2 separate regions of the Homo sapiens genome follow, and region 2 is linked to region 1. The links are chromatin contacts, found by Hi-C in ENCODE. All regions are on one chromosome and are shown on one strand. Each heading gives the region's core, a stretch centred on a gene start or an enhancer-like site at or near the end of the contact. The rest is flanking DNA. Distances are from core to core; before and after follow the strand shown. Region 1 overlaps ITPR1 (inositol 1,4,5-trisphosphate receptor type 1). Region 2 overlaps SUMF1 (sulfatase modifying factor 1).

Evidence for each region. A loop is a pair of places that touch in the nucleus more often than their neighbours do. Pooled maps may share reads with other maps.
Region 2: a map of MCF 10A shows a loop between it and region 1 (4-fold over the local background). The contact joins two enhancer-like sites. A Hi-C loop is called at or near these places in 5 of 168 maps with a recorded cell type or tissue (CD8-positive, alpha-beta T cell, Caco-2, MCF 10A and 2 more) and 15 of 50 pooled maps.

What each region holds. Positions count from the first base shown.
Region 1 is chr3:4,631,640-4,636,484 of GRCh38, forward strand. All of the region lies in intron 5 of ITPR1 (inositol 1,4,5-trisphosphate receptor type 1), which reads left to right. Among named protein-coding and RNA genes, the nearest start is that of EGOT, 120 kb to the right of the region's middle. Within about 2 kb of position 1,917, at least 3 of the 41 ENCODE cell types and tissues checked have a DNase peak (open chromatin) inside an H3K27ac peak, as active enhancers do.
Region 2 is chr3:4,414,857-4,419,602 of GRCh38, forward strand. SUMF1 (sulfatase modifying factor 1) reads right to left here. Exons shown (of 9, transcript NM_182760.4): 5 at 3,154-3,276; 6 at 2,272-2,386. It also overlaps the pseudogene MRPS10P2. Among named protein-coding and RNA genes, the nearest start is that of SUMF1, 50 kb to the right of the region's middle. Within about 2 kb of position 2,260, at least 8 of the 41 ENCODE cell types and tissues checked have a DNase peak (open chromatin) inside an H3K27ac peak, as active enhancers do.

The sequences.
Region 1 (4,845 bases), core at 667-3,166:
TTTTTCCAAAATAATCAGCAGTTCTTAATTATATTATGAATAATGCAAAGTACACTCTTTTCTTTCTTAAGTAGTACTTGCACGTTTGGAAAATTTATTAATAGTATTAATAAAACCATGGAAAGCTGTGATTTCTGTTGATATGTAAAATGGAGTGGGGTGCTAGGTTCAGGTAATTACAGATACCCCCAGGCTGGAATGCAGTGATGCCATCATGGCTCACTGCAGCCTTGACAACCTGAGCTCAAACGATCCTCCTGCCTTAGCCTCCCAGAGTGCTAGGATTATAGGCATGGACTACTGCGCCCAGCCGACAGATAACTTTTTAACTTATGTGAATATCCAGCTGGACATACAATTGTATGGGATAAATGATGGTTCATCCTTGCATAGGATTGTAACATGCGTTCACTTTACCCAGCATCCCTAGCTCCTGTCCACTGAACATCAGTAGCACCCTCTTCCAGTCACTGCAGCAATCCATAATCTCCTCAAAGTCTGTGCTGGGAACATGGGAATCTAGTTGAATAGGTGGGGAAGGTTGGTCAGTCCTGCATGTATGTATATTTAGTGCATATGCCCATAGGGGGCTATCTTTCTGGAGGGTCTATGTGTCTTTAGTTGTCCTCACTTTGCTTTTCTGGTATAAAGATCATTTTGTTCAGTGAGATCTTATTAATACATCTCCAACTCTTTCCTCTCCTATACTTTTTACCACAGGGGTTGTAAATTCAGATTCCTCTTGGCCATACGGGAAATCAACAGGAATAAAGTGGGCTTGGTGGGTAGTGTTGCCAAGTGGAGAGTCCCATGGGTGGGTCTGGAGGGGCAGCTCTACTTCCCTACTGTCACTGCTTGGGAATGTGGGCTGAGAGCTGCTGCCACGTCTTCCACTTTTTAAGAGAAGATAAAAATCCATGCTTTTAGTGTAGTATCTCAATTTTAAAAAGATGTTGGGAACTAATTCAATTAAGGCTTGAAATATACACTCAACACCAAAAGAAATGGCTCAGGCTGGATGTGGTTCTTCAGCCCCATTTGCAACCTGTGCTCTATATGTTATGTTTCATCAGCAAGTCCTTTCGACACTCCTTCCTATGAATGAACTGTGAAGAAAACAGCATGGTTGAAAAAAGTTCAATCATAAGGTGATCAAAAATGGTCAACTCCTTATTAAAAAGAAAAAAGAGAAAAACAGAAATCTCTCTCATGCTGTTTATGTTTTTAAAAAATAAAAAAGGAAGCCAGTTCTTTTCCCTGATTTAAGATTACTGATGTGACTTTCAGGTCTTTTTTTTTTTTTTTTTTTTTTTTTTTTGAGATGGGGTCTTGCTCTATTGCCAGGCTGGAGTGTAGTGGCACGATCTCAGCTCACTGCAACCTCCACCTCCCGGGTTCAAGCGATTTCCCTGCCTTAGCGTCCTGAGTAGCTGGGACTTCAGGGGTGCGTCACCACGCCCGGCTAATTGTTTGTATTTAGTAGAGACGAGGTTTCACCATTTTGGCCAGGATGGTCTCGATCTCCTGAACTCATGATCCACCTGCCTTGGCCTGCCAAAGTGCTGACATTACAGGCATGAGCCACTGGGCCCGGCCTCAGGTCTTGAATGTTGACTTTGTGCTTCACTTTCTGCAGTTCCTACTTTCCTACTTAGCTGGAACTTTTCCCCCTAGTGTCTTAAAGTTATCTACATATTTCATTCAATTTACATTCCCACCAGCCAATACGATGTTGTATTTTGGACAGCCACTTTGCCTTTGGAACTGATGGCCAGTCTCCAGTGGGTTTTCATTTTTATTTTTCTCAACTACTATGCAGCACCCCAATCAGAAGTCAGACTATTTTAAATTAATGCCATTTAAGGAATTAGTTGTCTAGACCACTTGACTTCCTTTTGACTAGGATGAGCAACATCAACAGCACTTTGAAGGAGAGTGACATCTAGTGGCTGGATACTGTCTATGCTTTTTCCTTCTGCAGGAATAACTGGATTTTGACTCTCTTGGTCATGTTTTCCTAAGGGTCTCTTGACAAAATGAGCTTCTTCCCATCCGCAAATCACATAAATTTCTTCTAAAGGCCATTACTACTGTTTTCTGACAGCAGCATAGCTGTTACCTTGAAACAAGCACCTACATTGTTTTGTTCTGAGAAATGATTACTTAAGTCACAGCTTTGACCAGCTAGGAAGAGCTAGAGGAGTGACAGGTCCTTATTGTCTGGGTACTACATTGCTTGTTTTTAGAAGCCTTGCTTCAATATCGCATTACATGATTCAGAGCTTGTTGACTTTAACAAAATAACCTTTCCTTACTGTTTCAGTCACCTTTCTATTGTCATTCGATAATAGTTTCTCTGTTGCTGAAATAAAATAACAGGTGGCTATGATGGGGCAGACCTTGATGTTGCTTAGGGAACATGGTGAATAATAGTGGTGGAACCATTTCATAGAGTGTTTTTTTTCCCCTTAGAAATTAAAAACAGCCCGCAACCCATTATTCAAGGGAAAAGAGTAATAGATATTTAAATTATCAGGATTTTAAAGTAATGAAAAGGTAACACATTTAAGATGCCTTTTTCTTTTTTTTTTGAGACAGTCTCACCACTCTATCACCCACGCTGGTGTGCAGTGACATGTTCCCGGCTCACTGCAGCCTCAGCCTCCTGAGCTTAAGTGATCCTCCCACCTCCCTGCCCAGTAGCTGGGACCACAGGCACACACCACCATGCCTGGCTAATTTTTGTATTTTTTGAAGAGTTGGGGTTTTGCCACATTGCCCAGGCTGGTCTTGAACTCCTGAGCTGAAGCAATCCACCCACCTCGGCCTCCCAAAGTGCCAGGATTACAGACATGAGCCATGGCATGACTTTAAAAAATTCAGAGTACCTGACACAGAGACATGATGAAGGTGTTTTTGAAGAAACTACACACTTGTATTTTAGGAGGAGTATTCCAAAATCTGTGAGTAGGAAAAGCAAAAAAATATTAATTGATGTGATTCGTAAATTGTGTTCCTCAAAGATAACCTTGGGTTTTATTTTGATGTTTTCCCTACTCTCCTACCCCCTATTCTGTTCCTGTGTCTCCACATTTTAAAGTATCAACAGGAGTGTGCTATTCACTTCCCTTTCTTGTTGCCCAGGCTGGAGTACAGTGGTGCGATCTTGGCTCACTGCAACCTCCACCTCCTGGGTTCAAGTGATTCTCCTGCCTCAGCTTCCTGAGTAGCTGGGATTACAGGCATGCACCACCACACCTGGCTAATTTTTGGGGGTATTTTTAGTAGAAACGGGGTTTGGCCATGTTGGCCAGGCTGGTGTTGAACCCCTGACTTCAGGTGATCTGCCCGCCTCAGCCTTCCAAAGTGCTAGGATTACAGGCGTGAGCCACCGTACCTGGCCTCTATCCTCATTTTTAATGGCTACACGGTTACTTCCTTGTTTGGCAGTACTGTCATTTTAGATAAGCAGCCTCTATGGGCAGACGTTAGGTAGGGAGTGATATTCAGGATCTTGACAACATTTGCCATTCTGAAAAAAGTTGTATGGCCTTGTGCATATGCCAGGTTGTCCTCTTAGGAGAAACTCCTAGAAGTGGAATTGTTAAGTCAATGTTATGTTGAGTGAAAAGTTTTTTGGTCAATATTGCCTGAGTATCCTTTAGAAAGGTGCTAACTCAGTAAAGGTACTAATTCAATATCTTTCTTTTTTTGTGGTGGGGACGGAGTCTCACTCTGTCGCCCAGGCTGCAGTGCAGTGGCACGATCTCGGCTCACTGCAAGCTCCACCTCCCGGGTCCACCCCTTTCTCCTGCCTCAGCCTCCCGAGTAGCTGGGACTACAGGTGCCCGCCACCACGCCCGGCTAATTTTTTGTATTTTTTTTTTAGTAGAGACGGGGTTTCCCTGTGTTAGCCAGGATGGTCTCGATCTCCTGACCTTGTGATCTGCCCGCCTCGGCCTCCCAAAGTGCTGGGATTACAGGCATGAGCCACTGCGCCCAGCCAAAAGGTGCTAACTCAGTATCTCACAGTGAGGGCCCATTCTTGGAATGTACTTGAGGGATTTAACCAACCAGATCTCATTCTTTCTGAGGGTAGAAACAGCCTTGATCAGTGGCCTGTAGTGTTTGTACCTTGTTACCTTTTCATCTACCTTATTGCCTTGCCTCCTGTTGAACCTAAAAAGAATCATGGATAGTTTTGTCTAAATACCAGACTTGGGTTTGTTTGTTTTTTTGTTTGTTTGCTTGCTTTTTTTTTTTGAGGCTGGAATGCAATGGCATGATCTCAGCTCACTGCAACCTCTGCCTCCTGGGTTCAAGTGATTCTCCTGCCTCAGCCTCCCGAGCAGCTGGGATTAGAGGCATTCGCCACCATGCCCAGCTAATTTTGTATTTTTAGTAGAGATGGGGTTTCTCCATGTTGGTCAGGCTGGTCTCGAACTCCCGACCTCACGTGATCCGCCCAAAGTGCTGGGATTACAGGCATGAGCCACCGCGCCTAGCCCAGACTTGGTTTTGTGAGGGGATTTATATAAAAACTAACATGTGAACTGAAATGAATTAAATTTGATATTTGTGCATTTAGAAAAGAAATGGGAAGTTTTCTCCTTAATGAGAACTTATAGGAAAAGTGAATTCTTAAAATGGTCCATAAGCTTAATACATTTAGTGCTAATTCAGTGGTGATGTGAAGGCTCAGGCATCATTAAACTTTATAACAGAATTAAAATAGTATTAACTCTTAGTTTAACAGAGTTTTGACAAAGTTTTAGATGTGATATTTGAGAATGTCTTATTTATCTGTTTTTGAGATGGAGTCTCTGTCACCCAGGCTAGAGTGCA
Region 2 (4,746 bases), core at 1,010-3,509, 220 kb before region 1:
GCTGTCAAATATGCATAACTGTCCAAGAAAACCCTGTCATGGCCTTTTGTTAAAATGAACAGGCACTTATATCATTCGTTTGGTTCATCAAAAATGCTTATCACAGGCCAGGCGCAGTGGCTCATGCCTGTAATCCCAGCATTTTGGGAGGTCAAGGCGGGAGGATCACCTACCAGCCTGGCCAACATGGCGAAATCCTGTCTCTACTAAAAATACAAAAGTTAGTCAGATATTGTGGTGCACAGCTATAATCCTAGCTACTAAGGAGGCTGAGGCAGGAGAATCACTTGAACCCAGGAGGCGGAGGTTGGAGTGAGCCACGATCACGCCACTGCACTCCAGCCTCGGCAACAGAGTAAGACTCCATCTCAAAAAAAAAAAAAAAAAAACAGACAGAAAAATAAAAGAAATGATTATCACGGTCTTGTCCAAATGAGGGCCACAAAAGCCATCACCTGTGTCTTTGGAATGGAGCTCATTTCAAATGAGCATATGATTATGCCAACAAAAGAATGGTGAGAAAGGAACTCTTGTACACCCATAAAGGAAAACATGCCCCAAGTGTTCTGGAAAATAATTCAACCATATATCTGAAACTCTTACCAAGAAAAGTTTTCTAACCTTTGACTCAATCATTTCACTGCTGGGAATCTATCTTTAAAAAATCATCAAAGGGCCAGGTGCGGTGGCTCATGCCTATAATCCCAACACTTTGGGAGGCTGAGGCGGGAGGATCGCCTGAAGTCAGGAGTTCAAGACCAGCCTGGCCAACATGGTAAAACCCTGTCTCTACTAAAAATACAAAAATTAGCCAGGTGTGGTGGTGTGCACCTGTAGTCCCAGCTACTCGGGAGGTTGAAATGGGAGAATTGGTTGAACCCAGGAGACAGAGGTTGCAGTGAGCCAAGATTACACCACTGCACTACAGCCTGAGTGACAGAGTGAGACTCCATCTCAAAAATAAATAAATAAATAAGTAAATAAAATGGCTCAAGGTTGAAGTGAGTGCTCTTTTGCCCGCCTTCTGCCTTCTGCCAGGGGAGGACACAGCATTAGTCCCTTCTGGTGGATGCAGCCGACATCAATCATGCTGCTGCCTTGGTCTTAGACTTCCCAGCCTCCAGAATTGCAAGAAATAAATTTCTGTTGTTTACAAATTATCCAGTCTGTAGTATTTTCTTACAGTAGCACAAAGGGACTAAGACTAAGACATGGCTTTATGAGTATATGATTATGCCAGCAAAAGAACGGTGAGAAAAGATTTCTTATACACCAATAGAGGAAAACATGCCCCAAGCATTCTGGAAAACAGTTTGGCCATATATCTGAAACTCTTACCCAGAAAGTTTTCTAGACTTTGAATTATTTCACTGCTGGGAATCTAATCTATCTTTCAAAAATCATCAAAGACGTAGGTTAATATTTATGTACAAGATGTTCACTGTAGAAAAAAAAAACAGAAATAACCTGTTTCCAGTAAATACATTGGGGTTTATTTATGACAGGTTATCCAGCTGCTGAAAGACAATGTATTTGTGGCATACTGCTAATGACAGATGAAACGTTTCTGATATAGGCAGGAAAAAATAGTAGGATTTTAAATACTGTATCCAGTCTTACCTAAATGCAATATGTAAAAAAATATGATACATATACACCAGAAACACATATGCTGGCAAATACGGTAGTTAAGAGCATGGGCTTTGGAAATAAACCGACCTGGTTCAAATTCCAGCTGTGCCGCTTTCCAGCTGTGTAACCTTGAGCAAGTTAGTTAACCTCTCTGTGCCTCAGAATGCTCACCTGGAAAATGGGGATAATAGTACCTACCTTACAGAGTTGAATGGACAGTAAATGAGACAATTCATGCAAATGCCTTGGCGCACAATGCCCAGCACATTGCAAGCACTCAATAACTACACGCCATTATTAGCATCATCAACACAGAGAACAAATGGGGAAGAAATGCACCAATATGCTAACAGGTATTATTTCTGGGTGGTAGAATTCCAGGACAGTTTAGCTTTCTCCTTTATAGTCTTCTCATTTTTCCAAATAATCTACAGTAAGTATTATGGAATCAGAAAGGGAAATCCATTATACAAAAAGAAAATCTGTTTAATTATTAGTATTTGCTACGTGCAACAGTGAATGCATACACGAAGGGAACACCGTGTGAGTCACAAAGTGAGCAATGCCTTTCACCCCATGTCTACTGGGAGCCTCAGTTCTCAGCAGCTGCCACCCTCCTGCAGAGGTCTCATTACTCACAGGCGCAGTTCCTTGGAAGCCATCCTCACCAGTGTTGGTCACCGGAAACTCGCCCTGCCAAATGTTGGCATAATGCTGGCCTTTGGGCTGCAGTTTGTTGCCCCAGGGGAAAAGTCTGTCAGAAGAGACACAGGCATCAGCCTGTCAAACAGGCACAGGTTTTGGATGAAAGTCAAGAGAAGGGATGCAATGAAAAAGAGAACATTGCTTGCTTGTTCTGAGTGAGCCAGTTAAAATATATATATAAATAAATAAAGCTTTTAATCAGGATTTATTTTCAATTTCCTTATAACTTCTCATGTCACGTCCACAACAGCCTCAGTCTTGCCCAGGTACTCAGGAGGCCTGAAATAAATCACAAAACTAAAAGAAGGACTTATAGAAAGCTGGGAGAGTAGACCTCATTTTGGACTTATATGGTAGTGTGATCAGGCACCACCACACCACACTTTTTTATAAAGCCTGGGCTATTTTAAGGAGCCTTTCCTAGAAGATGTGAACCCAACATGAGTTTTCTGTCTCATGGCTCTAGAAGCAGAGACATACCGCTGCTTCAGGAGATGCCTAAAATAAGAAAATGCTAAAAGCAGGGCAGTCTGCCAAGAAGTTCTAAGCAGTGATATGTAACTCAAGGGGGTTGAATTGCTAAGACTTGCTTTGGGGCTGGAGGGAGCCCACTTGGCCAGACACTTGGTTTAGGGGTGATAAAAGATTTGTGACCCATTCTCCAGTGTCTTCTAAGTAATTTCGTGGAAAAATAAGAAAAAGAATTATTGTCGTTATTAACTTTCTAACCAAAGTAAGTTCCATGGAGTTTTTTGTTGTTGTTTGTTTGTTCAAATGACCAACATATTGTCAGGCAAAATGAGATCCTCTAAATACCTATTATGCAGGCCTCCTCGACAGCTGTATTCCCACTCAGCTTCCGTGGGCAGCCGCTTCCCTGCCCAAGTGCAGTAGGCAACCGCATCATTCCAGGACACATGGAGAACTGGATGATCCGGCCTGGGGAAGAGCAAAAGTAGAATGAAAAGTGACACCAATCAGAACAAGAAGCAGGAGCTGGCTTCAGCAAAGCGCCCATAATCCCCCTCAGTTCAATCTGTGACACTGAGGTCATCCTGGTCCTTAAGTCAAACCCCAGCCATGCTACATCTGTCATGCTCCACCAACGGTTTCTGACAACCCAGGCTCCCAAATGGGTTACAGTTCCACTGGGAACTAGACTCAAAACATTTCTTCACTTTGTAGGCTCGGATTCCCACAGAATGTCATTGGTATGGCAGATGCGGAGATACTCCAGCTGCTAGGAGGGCCAGCAGGAGCTTTCAGCTCCTTTGGGGTTCAGCAGAGCTGACAGCCATCTCAGAGAAACCAGTGACTAACCAACCACAGCAGGGGCATACAGAGCCAGCCATTTCAGCCTACAGTGGCTCAACCTATGGGCCATATACACCCTAGAGGCCCCTGTGTTGGGTGGAGCTTGGTTGGACCTGCATTGTGGCTTTGACTTCTCCCTCTGCCCAGTCCTGCTCTGGCCCCTGCTTTCTACAGGTGTGGGGCCCTAACATTCTGCATCCTAAACTCTGTTTCAGCCTCTGTTTCCAGAGAACCCAACCTGTGACCCTTGGCTTTCAATTCTGTGTCTTTCTACTTTTCCTCTACAAGAGGCCGGTCTTTTTTTCCTGAGGGTATAAAGGGTGTGGAAGTTTGGGGAAAAAAAACTGAGAAAAAGGGGATAGACTCATTCACCCAGCACTAGATGGCTTTGGCTGAATTCCCTGCTCACTTTTTTAAAAGTGGGCTACAAATTCCTAGTCCATTCCTTATACACCTTTGAATTCCCCACAGTAATTACACCAGGCCTTTCATTTATTCTTTCAACAAACATCTACTGAGTACCTATCATGTGCCAGTCACTGTTTCCAGCACAGACAACAGAGGTACTCTTCTCAGAAGATCCATCGGTGTTGACTGCATGGATAACATACATTCCCCTTTTGGGTTTTCCTTCCTCCCTTAGCATTTTCCTCTGTTACTAAATTCAGGAAAGCAGATATTAACTGGGAGCTAAGAAGCCAAGTCCACCTGAGAAACCCAGGAATCCTATGACTTTCCACCTCGAAGCCTAATTGCAGCACAGCGGCTTCCAATTGAGGCTTTGAAAGATGTTTGACATTTGTCAAGGGGCTATATCCCTAAAGCTGAACTTCCTATACTCGCAGCTCCCCGACAATAAGGGCAATAACCAGGAATGTTGTTAAAAATAGAGACTTAAAAACTGCATCTGAAAAATTAGGTTAGGAGAGCAGGTTTCTTGGGCTGCTGAGATGCTGAGTCCTAACCCAAACCTTGCTCAATCTCCAGGGTTTAAAGTGTTACTCTATTTTTGCTTGAGATAATTATTTCCTTGCCACCCTGGAGACTTGCTGACCGACTTGGCTCTCTGTGGTTTTCCAGTTAGATGGTGGCTTC